Regions from separate parts of the Homo sapiens genome. Here region 2 is linked to region 1. Evidence: chromatin contacts called from ENCODE Hi-C or POLR2A ChIA-PET data. All regions are on one chromosome and are shown on one strand. Each heading gives the region's core, a stretch centred on a gene start or an enhancer-like site at or near the end of the contact. The rest is flanking DNA. Distances are from core to core; before and after follow the strand shown. Region 1 overlaps AGK-DT (AGK divergent transcript). Region 2 holds the start of TAS2R5 (taste 2 receptor member 5).

Evidence for each region. A loop is a pair of places that touch in the nucleus more often than their neighbours do. ChIA-PET counts read pairs that join two places held with the same protein, here RNA polymerase II (POLR2A). Pooled maps may share reads with other maps.
Region 2: a loop to region 1 is called in a pooled map, with 6 times the contacts of the local background. The contact joins the promoter of TAS2R5 here to the enhancer-like site in region 1. A Hi-C loop is called at or near these places in 1 of 37 single-sample maps with no recorded cell type and 8 of 50 pooled maps. POLR2A ChIA-PET finds 5 or more read pairs at or near these places in 2 of 52 experiments (both activated T-cell).

Annotation. Positions count from the first base shown.
Region 1 is chr7:141,528,507-141,535,970 of GRCh38, forward strand. The region is part of intron 1 of AGK-DT (AGK divergent transcript); the gene reads right to left. Among named protein-coding and RNA genes, the nearest start is that of AGK-DT, 19 kb to the right of the region's middle. Within about 2 kb of position 4,970, at least 2 of the 41 ENCODE cell types and tissues checked have a DNase peak (open chromatin) inside an H3K27ac peak, as active enhancers do.
Region 2 is chr7:141,786,464-141,793,927 of GRCh38, forward strand. It overlaps TAS2R5 (taste 2 receptor member 5), which reads left to right and starts at 3,754. Exons shown (of 1, transcript NM_018980.3): 1 at 3,754-4,904. The coding sequence starts at 3,899. The coding sequence ends at 4,798. It also overlaps the pseudogene TAS2R6P.

The sequences.
Region 1 (7,464 bases), core at 3,720-6,219:
CAGCAGCCAGTCATACAAGCTGGAGTGAAAGATGAGGTGTCGGCTAGAGATGTAGTAGAATCTCATCTGACTTCAGTGTTAATTTGTAAAGTCAGCATGTAAGGCCAAAGAATAAACAATTAAAAATCATCCTTCAAAAACCCTTAGAGCTGTGGACCTGAGTCTTTGGAAACTCAAAAGATAGGAGTTAACTTGTTTTTCTCCCTGATGTGTGGCCACAACTTCTCCCATCTCCCCTCCTCTCCAACAGTATCTTTTCCGGTTTAAGCGAAGTCAAAGTCTGGTTTGTAGAAATGGAAATATGGAAAAAGTAGGGTTGGCTTTTTTTTTTGTCAAGTGACTAGAGTTGAATCACTTTTCATCTAATGTAGCTTTACTGTATTACTTGGGAATCATCAGCAAACAGATGGTTTTTAAATTATGGAGATGGATAAGTTCACTTAGGGCAAGAGATGAGAGCTGTGCTAGTTTCCCAGGGCCATCATAACAAAGTACCAAACCTGGGGGGCTTAAAACAACAGAAGTTCATTCTCTCACCATTTTAGAGGCCAGAAGTCAGGAATCAAGGTATCTGCAAGGCCAGGCTCCCTCTGATACCTGCACAGGAGAATACTCGCCCCCATCAAGCCTCTGGTGTTTGCTGGCAGTGCTTGGCATCCCTCAGCTGATCGATGCGTCAGTCCCACTTCTGCCTCCATGGTCAGCAGGCATCCTCCCCTCGTGTGTCTGTGTCTCCATGTGGTATTCTCCTGCCCATGTGTCTTTCTCCCTGCCTCTTAAAAAGACACCAGTCGGATCAGATTAAGAGCTCACCTTACTCCTTATATGACCTCATCTTAAATAATTGTAGCTGCAGAGACCCTATTTCCAAATAAACAAGGCAGTGGGGGTTAGGACTTCAATGGGTCTTTTTGGGGAACACAACTCAATGTGTAACAAGGGTGCACGGCTCTCTCTCAGCAATAGCAATGGTAGAAGTCTGGTGGGCTGGGCAAGGTGAAAGAAATAGCAGCTCATCTGGGCTGTCATTTTCATCTGGGCTGTGCTCCCCATTAGAACATCTAACTTCCCCCTCAGAATGTCACAGACTCCATGCAAACGAGGCTGTATCTTTCCTGTTCCCTACTGTTCCTCAAAACTGTGGGTAACAAATGTGAAAATAAGTTACCTTTGATAGGCTGGGCATGGTGGCTCACGCCTGTAATCCTAGCACTTTGGGAGACTGAGGCAGGTGGATCACTTGAGGTCAGGAGTTTGAGACCAGCCTGGCCAACATGGTGAAACCCTGTCTCTACTAAAAATACAAAAATTAGGCAGGCCCGTTGTGGCAGGTGCCTGTAATCCTAGCTACTCGGGATCCTGAGGCAGGAGAATCACGTGAACCTGGGAGGCAGAGGTTGCAGTGAGCCAAGATCATGCCATTGAACTCCAGCCTGGGCAACAGAACAAGACTCCATCTCAAAAAAAAAAAAAAAAAGTTACCTTTGCTATGACTTTCTAAACCACAGTCTATTTCTCATAGGAAAAGTTCCACTTTCCAGAGACATTTCACCAGTAATCTCTTCACTTTCTAGATTGGTCTTCCCCTTTCAGGCCACATCTCTACTTACTTAAGTTTCATCCACCTTCCTGAGGCTGGCCAGAACATACCGCAATAGAGACAGCCACCACATAAGAATCACAGTCAGACGACACTTCCATTGCATCCGCTTTGCCCTGGTCATTATATGGACATTCCCAATCTACTTCAGTCCTTTCCAAAATGTGTCTTTCCGGATTACACATTCCTTGCTGTAGTTTTTGTGAACTGCTCGCCAACCTCAAAGTGCAAACATGACCACAATCTCTTTTATTTTTCTATTCAATTGCACAAGGGGCCAAATGACTAATTTGCTGAAAGCAGGTGCCTGTGTTGGGAACTTTCATTCCCCTCGTCCACCATGTTGAGGAATTCTGGAGGTTTATACAGCCTCCAGAGGAGTCAGGATGGTCTCCATAACCCCCCCAAAAGAGAAAATTAGGGTCTCCAGTCTTCTATTGCTATTGATTCTCAGTATCACGAGGTGTCACTGTTGAAAACTTGTTCTATGCAGTCTCAGAGCTAACAATGATTTACCCTGGGATGATGCCTTCTAGAAGGCCCAGATCCCATCACAAGCCACTGTGGTTTTCTTAAGGGAACAATCCCACATTCTCAGTACAGGGTTATATAAAATTGTCCCTAGCCTCTTCTAGCTGGTCTCTCTGCTTTCATTCCTGCTATAATGGATTATCCTAAAAGTGTAGAGGAAGCTAAAATCCCAAAAGACACTGGAGGAAAGAATGGGTGGTAGTGTTGGGAGAAGAAAGTACATTGAAGATGCTGTTTTCTGCATGAGATCCTTGCATTAAATCATGTCAGCCTTAGTGTGAAGTCTTGAGTTATACTTTATGTTGTATACCTCTATCAAATTGAGCTCACCTAAAACCCTAGGAAAGACACAGAATAGTCACTGGAGAGTGTAGGGGACTGATAACATTTCCCCTGCTTGCAAGTGTTTAGAATATAGAGAAAAGAGCTCTGGACCTGGAACCAGAAGACCTGGGTTCAAGTCATTGCCTTGCTGTTTATTAGCTGTGTGGCCTCCAGAAGTCACTTGATTTCTTTGACCTCGATGACCAATCTGTGAACTCAGGGCAATTCTAGTCTTTTCCATTTACGATGTTCTTGTGAGAATCAAATGGAGTAATCTGAAAACTGTAAAGCACCATGTAAATATGAGGCTTTTCTTCTCAGGCTTTTCATTTTTTTTTTTTTTTTTTTTTTGAGACGGAGTCTCACACTGTCACCCAGGCTGGAGTGCAGTGGCACCATCTCGGCTCACTGAACCCTCCGCCTCCAGGTTCAAACAATTCTCCTGCCTCAGCCTCCCAAGTAGCTGGAATTACAGGTGCCTACCACCACACCCAGGTAATTTTTTGTATTTTTAGTAGAGATGGGTTTCACCATGTTGGTCAGGCTGGCCTCGAACTCCTGACCTCAGGTGATCCACCCGCCTCGGCCTCCCAAAGTGCTGGGATTACAGGTGTGAGCCACTGCGCCCAGCCCCTCTCAGGCATTTGTAAAAATTAATCGACTTTTCTAGTTTACAGAAAAATTAAGCAGAAAGTAGAGTCCCCATATATTCTCTACTTCATCCCGTTTCCCCTATTATTAACTCCTTGCAACAATTTGTTACAATTGAAGAGCCAATATTGCTATATCATTATTAATTAACAACCATAGTCTACATTAGGGTTTATTCTTTGTGTTGTACATTCTGTGGGTTTTGGCAAATGTATGACACGTATCCACCACTATGGTATTACACAGAATAGTTTCACTGCCCCACAAATCCCCTGTGTTCTGCCTATTTATCTCCTCCTCTCTCCCCCTGAACCTCTGGCAACCTCTGATCATTTTACTGTCTCCATAGCCTTGTCTTTCCCAGAACATCATATAGTTGGAATCATACAGTATGTAGCCTTTTCAGATTGGCTTCCTTTACTTGGCAATATGCATTTAAGTTTCCTCCATGTCTTGTCTTGTCTTTTTTTCTTTTTTTTTTTTTTTTTGAGATGGAGTCTCACTCTGTCACCCAGGCTGCAACCTCCGCTTCCTGGGTTCAAGCATTTCTTCTGCCTCAGCCTCCCAAGTAGCTGGGATTACAGGTGCACACCACCACACCTGGCTAATTTTTGTATTTTTAGTAGAAATGGGGATTTCACCATGTTGGCCAGGCTGGTCTTGAACTCCTGACCTCAAGTGATCTGCGTGTCTCAGCCTCCCAAAGTGCTGGGATTACAGGCATGAGCCACAGCACCCAGTCACCTCCATGTCTTTTAATTGATAGGTTGATAGCTCATTTCTTTTCATTGCTGAGTAATATTCCAATTTATAAGTGTATTCCCAACAGACTTTTTACTTAAAAAAAAATGACCAAAGACTACATTGCCTTAGAGTTCAATTAAAATAGTATCAAGAGCTATGCGAAAGAGAAAAAAAAAGGTGAAGAATGGAAGATGGATATGGGAGGATGGACGGAGGCTATAGGCCCTCATGCAGATGTTGTGTTTTGGAGGAGGGAGGGATTCTGGGCTGGTTGTAAATATAAGAAACACAATATATCCACTCTATCCCATCCTTGAAATACAGCTTAGCTGCCAGCAGCCTGATCCCCTAAGTGCAGAGCCTGAGCAGTCACCCTAATGCACCGTACCTGGGTTCGGTACTAATGGCAGATCGAGAAAGAAATGCTAAAGTTATGTGTCTCTCAAACCACAGCACTACTAGCTGTATGCCTGATCCATAAGAGCATGCAATAGGCTGGGTGTGGTGGCTCACGCCTGTAATCCTAGCACTTTGGGAGGCCGAGGCAGGCAGATCACCTGAGGTCAAGAGTTCGAGACCAGCCTGGCCAACATGGTGAAACCCTGTCTCTACTAAAAATCCAAAATTAGCTGGGCGTGATGGCGCGTGCCTGTAATCCCAGCTATCCAGGAGGCTGAAGCAGTGAACCTGGGAGGCGAAGGTTGCAGTGAGCCGAGATCGCACCATTGCACTCCAGCCTGGGTGACGACAGCGAAACTCCGTCTCAAAAAAAAAAAAAAAAAAAAAAAAAAAAAAAAAAAAAAAAAAAAAAAAAGCATGCAGTAGATGCTTGAATGAATGGTTGAAGAAGCACAGGATAGGCCGCCAGACTTGGGGACTGAGGGAAGGTGGAGGGAGGAGGCAGAAAGTGAGGGTCATTAATGATCTTTTCATAAGGCCTTTGAGAGACTATTGCCAGGCCCCAGACCCCCTTTACAAACTGCTGAGCACTGCAGGGGGACTATTTGCGTCAGACTCAAGCCAAGACATCTCCAAGATCCCTGACAATAAAGCAAACACTAGGCTGGCGCTGGCTAATAGAGGAACCCAGAGGGAAAAACGCTTTTCTGTTTATGGACAATTCTCCTTCTACAGCCGGATCTTCAGCGCCACCTAGTGGTGTGCTCTTCAGGCTGGCTGCACTACCAAAGCAACCGACTAAGATTCAAATGCCTTGGTTTAAAGCTGCAAGGATTAAAACTTTCCTCTTAAGGTCTAAGATAAGAGACTATGTGGGCATAATGAGCAAATTGAGAGCTTTAGGATTCACATCAGAGAATTCTAAGTCACAAAACTTAATCTCAGCAATTACATACACAGTTAGTAGTAGGATTTTGTAGTTGCCCATACCGTTTTGCAGTTTTGGACATTGAGTAGTTTTGGACAATGAGGCCAAGATCAAAAGTTAAAGCCGTGCAAAGGAAATGCAGCACCAAGAAGGGAAAAAGAGAATCTGATCCAGCCCCTGCCGCCAGGCAGGGGAAGTGTTATTTCCATTTCATATTTAAAGCAAGTAAAACCCTACGAAATGTCCAAGGTCAAATGTCCAATATATGAGGCAAGAACTTGAATTGTGTGGAGTGTGCCTTTTCTTTTGCTATGCTGCTTCAAAGTACCCCTTTTCTTTCAATATTTGCTTTGTTTTGCTACAATTGCACTGATATTCTCCTACCAATGGATCAATAAGCTTCATTTCTATTCTAAACTCACAAACTACAGTGTTCCCCTAAAGGCTTGGGTCATTCTGTCTGTCTCATGCAGGAACTAGAATTCCCTAGAATGTTCATAATGTGAATGGCAATTCATGTGTTATATATACATTAAATATCTTATGTATAATGTTAACTCATATTCCTTTTACTTGTTAACTGACCTTAAATTAGGTCAGTTTCTATATGTAATACTGTAAATATTAATTAGATTGCAGTTAATTTGTTGATAATTCATGGTGATTATATTAGTTATACAATTCACAATGAAATTTTAAAATCTGCCTTTTCTTTAAGAGAATGTGGTTTGGAATTAAATGGAGAACTTACATTTATTCAGCATCAGATATTGACTAGGTGATTTTACATATACTAATTTAATCTTTATGATTAACACTATGAGGTAAGTCAAATAATTATCTTTATATAGATGAAGAAAGAAAGACAGAAATTGTAAATAACCACCCCTAGATAGACACTAAACAGAAGAGCTGGAAATTGAAAGTGGACTTTCTGTCTTGAAGTCAAGTAGTATTTCTACCAGACCTCTTGAATCCACTAGACTCGAAGTCCAGAAGTCTGAGTTTTATTTCCAACTTAAATACCACATACAATGCTGTGTACTATAATATCCTTTTGAAAATTCACTATGCTCATTTGTATATCCACAGTCCTATTGAATTCTAATATAAACATACATGTTTAGCAACACTCATGGAATTATTGTTCTTTCTCGGGGTTTTTTTTTTTGAGTGTGTACGTATATCTATTAACTCTCCTCTGAAATAGTGCTCTATAAAGCACACAGTGATTAGTGCTGGTCTGGAAGATAATATGCTGGAGAGCCTGATTGGAGCGATCTGGACTAGAGAGATAGCTGTGAACTGAATGAGGATTCAGTCTTCCAAAATAGTCCTTGGGCACACTTGCCAAAAACAGCTCACAGCATAATTTTGTTTTAAAATACTTGTTTGTAACCTTGCTTGTTTAAGAAAGAATTAATGTAGGAGAACAGGATTTCAGTGGCATAATGGTTATCACCAGGGCTCTCAATGAGAATGTAAAACGTATCTATGGCCTCCTCTCTCTTCCTTTCTTTGACATCTCTCTCCTCTTCTTGGATTGCTTCCCGCTCTGCTGGCTCATCTTAACCTGCCCCTCCCAGGGCTTACTGGGTTTCAACGTTACCTCTCACACCTCTTCCGAGTTCCTCAGTGCTTGTCAGTTTGATGTTAGGAAAACAATCTAACCAAATTGATATTCATTATATTATGAGTCCTTTGTGCTTCAGGAGTATTTGTGATGGGAATAATTAAGCCTCCTTTAACTGGAAAATTTCAAATAGCTTCAGGGAGGTTTGGGAGAAAGAGCGTCAATGACTGTCTGAGTCTGTAACCCCAAGCTTGTCTGTTCCATTTTCCTGTGTCACATAGCCTCTGCCAGTGGATTCAGTGCTATTTATACTGGGACTCTCATCCCAGTCCTAAATCTAGCATAGGAGCAGACAGATAGATGCCAAAAAAATACAGCAACGATTCATGATAAAAACTCCCAGAAAACTAGAAATGCAAGAAACTTCCTTAACCTGATGAAGAGCACCTATGAAAAATATATAGCTAAGATAACTCTTAACGGTGAGATTCAGAATGCTTTTCTCCCCAAATCAGGAACTAGACAAGAATATCTACTCTCACCAATTCTATGCAATAGTCCCCTTAAATACTAATTGATAATATAAAGAAATAAAGAGATAAAAAATATTGAGATTGAAAAGCAAAAAGTAAAACTGCCCTTATTTGCATATGACATGATTGCATACATGGAAAATCCTAACAACTACAAAATGTACTATACCAAGGAAGTGTA
Region 2 (7,464 bases), core at 2,504-5,003, 260 kb after region 1:
GAGGGCTCAGAACAGTGGGGAATAGGAGCATGAATGCAAGAGACTTTGGTAGAAAGAATTATGGTAGTATTATGGCAGACACATTTTGGTTGTGTCAAAATTAAAAACCATAGTGTTACTCTGGTAAAGAGGATGGCACTGAGGCTGTTACTCTCCACATACACCCCTTCATTGCAGCTCTTGGTGTGGATGCCGATAGGCTGAACAGTTCTGTGTGGAGATGAAGTAGCAGCCGTGGTTCACAGATTTCTCTCCTGCCTCACCTCTCCTAGAATTTATTATTCAGCAGTTGATATTTATCCTGTCTTCTCCTTGTTTTTGCTTGTTTGCTCACCCTATCCTTCCCTTTGTTTTCATTGTCATTGCAGTAAGCCTTTGCATAGGTGTAAATATGGCTCTCATGTTTATATATTCAAATTTCAAACATATTGAAACCATTAATTATTTGCCTCACCCACCAGAACATAAGCTGCATGAGAGCAGCAACTTTGTTTCTTTCCATTGTATCCCAAGAGCTTGGAACAGTGGACTGGCACATAGTAGTCATTAATAAATATTGGTTAAATAATTGATAAATGTCATGCTTTCCCTTTTTTTTTTTTTTTTTTTTTTTTTGAGACGGAGTCTCTCTCTGTTGCCCAGACTAGAGTGCAATGGCATGATCTCGGCTCACTGCAATCTCCACCTCTCGGGTTCAAGTGATTCTCCTGCCTCAGCCTCCTGAGTAGCTGGGACTACAGGTGTGTGCCACCATGCCCGGCTAATTTTTGTATTTTCAGTAGAGATGGGGTTTCACCATGTTGGCCAGGCTGGTCTCGAATTTCTAACCTCAAGTGATCCACCCGCCTCGGCCTCCCGAAGTGCTGGGATTATAGGCGTGAGCCACCGCGCCCGGCCCATGCTTTCCCTTTTTATAACATGAGGTACCTTGCATTTGCCACTGTTAAATTCTCAGACTGTCTTACTTAGGTTTTGTGGAGTTAGGTCGGGTGGAAGTAGGATTTCAGGAGACTGTGCTCTAGGCTGTCTGGATTTTAGTTCTTTCCTTCGGAAGGCCATTCTGTAATTGTGTCTCTGTACCTAATGTCAGATCCCAGGCCAGTGTCAGGTAGATGTAAGTGACGGTGGGACCGTTACCTTCAAGAACGTTTCTTCTGGTCACAGCTGTAACATCTTTACCAGAGAAGGGATTTCAGACAGTAACAAAACTGAGTGGTGAGAAGTGAAATGCTCTGCCATAATACTGATACCGTCCCCAGGGATTCTGACACAGCCAGCAGCAGTACGTGTTCATCAGCACTGAAGCAGGGCACCTCCTGATTCAGCAGAGAGACCCTCCCCTCCCCAGCCATGTTGGCGGCTGCCCTAGGATTGCTGATGCCCATTGCAGGGGCTGAATTTCTCATTGGCCTGGTTGGAAATGGAGTCCCTGTGGTCTGCAGTTTTAGAGGATGGGTCAAAAAAATGTAAGGAGTCCCTATAAATTCTCATGATTCTGGTAAGTAGCCACTTTCTCCTACTCAGGCCGATCATGTTGGACATAAGTCTGTTTCCACTTTCCCAGAGCAGTGGTTGGCTTTACTATCTTAATGTCTTCGAGTCCTGGTAAGCCAGGCCAACATGTAGTTTGCCACTTTCTTCAGTGGCTTCTGCTGCATGGAGATCATGACCTTTGTCCCGCTGACTTCTTGTAGCTGAAAAGACTGGGTTTTTGTTTTTTGCTAGTGTCTTTCAAGATCACTTTTTATTTCTCAGCTCTTGTTGGCTGGACCCTTTAAAAACCCTTAACAGGAAACAGCAACATCCTGCATCCCATTTTAAATCTGTTATTTTTATAGATTGCTGTCCAGTGAAGGAGACTGATTGCTATTTGTGATGTTTCTGTTCCACTTGTCTTTTTGTAAAGACATCACAGGAAGATGGAGGACCACACAGCTGTCAGGAGGAGGCTCAAACCAAGGTGCTCATCGCTCTGAACTTCCCCCTTTACATGGTTTCTGCCTTGGCCAGACACTTTTCCATGACCTTCTAATCTCCCTCTGATCTCACCATTCTTGCCATCTCTGCAACACTCATGGCTGTTTATACTTCATTTCCGTCTATTGTAATGGTTATGAGGAATCAGACTTGTCAGAGAATTCTGTAGGAGATGATATGTACATGGAAATCCTAGAGGCCATGACTTGGAAGAAGGATCTAATCAGGCCCTTAACTGTATCACTGACAACAGTAAAAATAACTGTAGATTTTAGAAAAATGAAATTTTTATTCTCAATTCTCCTCATTTCTTCTTTGATTTTGAAACAAAATGAAAGGGTAACATGAAAAACAGGCTAGAAACTGGAGCTTATTGCTCTCTAAGCAATGCAAATCACATCATTTTAATAAACTACAGAAGTCAAAACCGAGTTTTCATATTTTGCATGGGAAGTATCACATTTTTAAAAATTACTGCAGATAATCAAGTTTTCTTTGCCAATATGCTATGTTTTTGATAAAAGGAAGTAGAAAATAGCTATAGTTTGAAAATAATATATTTTAAAAAGAGGTGAGCCTGTATATTTTTTAGGCAAGCACTTTTCTTAGGGGAATTAGCTAAATTATTATCTCAATTTTCTATGTAGTTTAGCCTCTCAACACCGGTAGTAAAGTAGTCAAAAACCTACCTTTATATTTCTGGATACTTTGGTTTTTTTGATGCCAGACTAGCTTTCTGGAAACGTGTCAGTTGGCTACCAGGATCGGTGGCAAATTCCACTGCCAGGCTAGATTGGGGCAGGTGGGGAGAGAGAGGCACTATGTCTCTATCAGAAAGTCACTGAAGAAACACTGTTTTTGGACGAGTTCAAGCCTCATCTAGATTTTTAGTCCAGTAGAAGATCGCGACCACCTCTGCCCCTCCATAGCCTACAGCCAGAGTTTTAGAGTACCAGGCCTTGCAGCTTGGTGGAGATGATGTACAATGGATGCTACCTGGAGGCAGGGACTGTGTATTATAATGGCGCCGTCCCCTGTGCCTAGTACACCGTAGTTTGACACAAAATAAGCACTTTGTAAATTTAGTCCGAAGGAATGGAAATCTCATCCTACAATCCATTCAGTTATTAATAGAGCAACTGAGGCCCAGAGACGGGCAGTGGCCTGCCTGCCTACAGCTTCGTAGAGAGTTCTCAGCATGCTTACTTTTTTTTTTTGAGATGGAGTCTTGCTCTGTCGCCCAGGCTGGAGTGCAGTGGCGCGATCTTGGCCCACTGCAGCTTCCATCTCCTGGGTTCAAGTGGTTCTCCTGCCTCAGCCTCCCGAGTAGCTGGGACTACAGGCAGCCACCACCACGCCCAGATAATTTTTGTATTTTTAGTAGAGATGGGGCTTCACCATGTTGGCCAGGGTGGTCTCGAACTCCTGGCTTCAGGTGATCCACCCGCCTTGGCCTCTCAAAGTGTTGGGATTACAGGTGTGAGCCACCATGCCTGGCCCAGTGTTCTTTTCATGAAAATAAAATTTCTTTTTTTATATAGCATATGAGCTCATAACTGGCACTGTATAGCACCTGAGCATGTTTTGATTTGGTCTTTCTTGTTGAGGGGCCTTGTTACGTTATACCCTGGTGTCTAGACTTTGGCCCAAAACCTTTGAGATGGAGAGCCGGTGTCTGTGGTACTGTTTGCAATCTCTGGTTCTACACTCAGGGTTCATTCATGTAGATGCAAATACAGATGGTATCATAACTTCCAACCTCTCTGTTCCTCATCACAGCTGTTCAGTCTCGCTTGAAGACAGATTACGGAAGGACGAGGCCAAATCCAGATTTTGTGGTGTGAAAATTTACCCTGGTGTGTTATCACTACCAGGGGATCTGACCTCAGCCAGGAGCAGTGAGAGCCTCCTCTCCCCAGCCATGCTGAGCGCTGGCCTAGGACTGCTGATGCTGGTGGCAGTGGTTGAATTTCTCATCGGTTTAATTGGAAATGGAAGCCTGGTGGTCTGGAGTTTTAGAGAATGGATCAGAAAATTCAACTGGTCCTCATATAACCTCATTATCCTGGGCCTGGCTGGCTGCCGATTTCTCCTGCAGTGGCTGATCATTTTGGACTTAAGCTTGTTTCCACTTTTCCAGAGCAGCCGTTGGCTTCGCTATCTTAGTATCTTCTGGGTCCTGGTAAGCCAGGCCAGCTTATGGTTTGCCACCTTCCTCAGTGTCTTCTATTGCAAGAAGATCACGACCTTCGATCGCCCGGCCTACTTGTGGCTGAAGCAGAGGGCCTATAACCTGAGTCTCTGGTGCCTTCTGGGCTACTTTATAATCAATTTGTTACTTACAGTCCAAATTGGCTTAACATTCTATCATCCTCCCCAAGGAAACAGCAGCATTCGGTATCCCTTTGAAAGCTGGCAGTACCTGTATGCATTTCAGCTCAATTCAGGAAGTTATTTGCCTTTAGTGGTGTTTCTTGTTTCCTCTGGGATGCTGATTGTCTCTTTGTATACACACCACAAGAAGATGAAGGTCCATTCAGCTGGTAGGAGGGATGTCCGGGCCAAGGCTCACATCACTGCGCTGAAGTCCTTGGGCTGCTTCCTCTTACTTCACCTGGTTTATATCATGGCCAGCCCCTTCTCCATCACCTCCAAGACTTATCCTCCTGATCTCACCAGTGTCTTCATCTGGGAGACACTCATGGCAGCCTATCCTTCTCTTCATTCTCTCATATTGATCATGGGGATTCCTAGGGTGAAGCAGACTTGTCAGAAGATCCTGTGGAAGACAGTGTGTGCTCGGAGATGCTGGGGCCCATGATCTGGGAAGAAAAGTGTGGTCAGGACACTCTTGGGACGCTCTTTTGATAGCTCTCTATAAGGGAGCTGCTTTCCATGTCTTTTAAGATTTTCCTTCTTTTACACCAATGTAATGAATGAGCAACAGAAAATACGGATCAAAACCCAATACTATGTCTCTTTTGGCAATGCAAAGTATATTTTTTTAATGTACCACAGAAATCAAGGCTAGGGCTTCATGTTTGGTAAAAGAGGTATTATATTCTCTCTACATATAGCAAATAATTCATATATAAATCGTGTTTTTCCTATTATAAAAAGCAGAGATTAGGAACAATTCTGTCTACATATAGCAAAAATTCATATATAAATTGTGTTTTTCCTAGTATAGAAAACAGAGATTAGGAACAATTATAGTGATCATTAATTTTTATGAAATTTTACCTATACATTAATGTTAGTCATTTTAGATATGCTTTTTAAAAAGTATCAAATAATTTCCCCATTTCTCTGCTGTAATGTATCTAATTATCTAACTGAAAAACAAAACAAAACATCTTTATATTTCTGGAAGTTTCTTTGAGCCCTAGCCTTGGCTTTCAGAATAAAAATCAGGCTCACGCCTGTAATCCCAGCGCTTTGGGAGGCTGAGGCGGGCGGATCACGAGGTCAAGAGATCAAGACCAAATTAGCCGGGCGCGGTGGCGGGCGCCTGTAGTCCCAGCTACTCGGGAGGCTGAGGCAGGAGAATGGCGTGAACCCGGGAAGCGGAGCTTGCAGTGAGCCGAGATTGCGCCACTGCAGTCCGCAGTCCGGCCTGGGCGACAGAGCGGGACTCCGTCTCAAAAAAAAAAAAAAAAAGAGATCAAGACCATCCTGGCTAACATGATTAAACCCCATCTCTACTAAAAATACAAAAAATTAGCCTGGTGTGTTGGCGGGCACCTGTAGTCCCAGCTACTCGGGAGGCTGAGGCGGGAGAATGGCATGAACCCAGGAGGTGGAGATGGCAGTGAGCCGAGACCATGCCACTGCACTCCAGCCTGGGCAACAGAGCGAGATGCCGTCTCAAAAAAAAAAAAAAAAGCAGAATAAAAGTCAGTTGGATGCCATGATCTGTATTAAGCTCCAAGGCCCAGGAACTGAAGTGGGGCAATATGAGAATGAGGGGCACTTGATTCTGCTTAAAAAAAATAGACTGCCTTTGAAGAGGTCACGCTGTCTGCTCTTCAGTCATTTAGCCATTTTGCCTGTCTACTGTGGCCTCACCACAGCCTACAGTCAGAGTTCTAGTGTGCCAGGTCTTTGAGTTGGAGGGAGATCATTTAGAATGCCAGATCCATGGCAGTAGGAACTGTGTCTGTTTTTATTTTCTCCCACGTCTCTGTGACTAGAACACTGCCTATTGCATAATAAACGCTTAATAAATATTTTGTAAATGACTGAATAGCTGTGCTAACTGGTTTTACAATGCCTCCTTTGTATTGTAGGTAGAGAAACTGATGCCCAGAGAGGGGCAGTGGCCTGCCCTGGGTTTCATAGAGAGCCTGTGGCAGTGCTGGGACTAGAGCTGTTTCTTGACTCCTGGTGCAGGGCTCTTTCCTTTACAACATGCTACTTTCCTAATGTCCTTCCCTCCTTGGAACCCCATGCCTCTTTCTACAGACCCTTCTACACAACTTATTCTCTTCCTTCTTTCTAGCCTTCTTTGTTTCAGTTCCAGGGGGATCTGAAATCCAAAGGACAACACTTGGCATTCTTAAATATTTTTTTTTCACTTCCTATGGATCACACTAATCTACTTTCATTAATCTATTCTCTCAAACATATCTTTTTCTTACCTGAATCTGAGAATTGAGGTACATGCTAGGCACATGTGGATATTAGTCATCACACAGGGGGAGATTGGTTCCACTGTCACTGTGAGTTGTGTGAGGTCAAGTACCATATTTTATGTCCTGGGAAGGATCATATTCATTCTTTTTAAATAGAAAGGTGCTTCTGCTTGGTTATATTTTTGTTAGTAGGATGAATTTTCATTATACCATTTCTATTTTTTTTACAGATGTCCTTTGTGACCAATTGTTGTAATAGTGACAATAGTATTTAACATTTGTATTGGGCTTTACATTTTACCAGACAATCTCATATATAGTCCATTATCTCATTTGATTTTAATAGCAACTCTATGCAGTAACCAATTTTATCCCCAATTCACAGGTGACAAAACTCAGGCTGGAGTGATGGTTTGCCCAGGATCATGAACTTGTAAATAATGCAGATGGAGCAGACCCAAATTTTTTGACTCCGAGTCTTGTGCTCTTTCCAGTAAATCCTAAGTATCTCATTGTTCATACTTGTAAGACTTCAAACTAGGATTAGCCTGTGGAACTTCCCTCAAGTTTATGAGTATTTTTACACACATGCAATAAGCAACTAATCTTTCAAATTTGGTATTGATGGGATGCCTGGGTGCTAAGATCCAAAATCACAACAGATCAAAGTTTATGATCTGCTTTTCTTAGTGACAAGGTATGGAATCAACCTAAGTGTCCATCAACACATGAACAGATAAGGAAAATGTAGTGTATGCATGTATGTGTATCTGTTTCATTTTCTACTTTTCTGTACTGTTCAAATTGTTTTTAGCCATGCTCAAATATCACATTTGAACATTTGAACAGATAA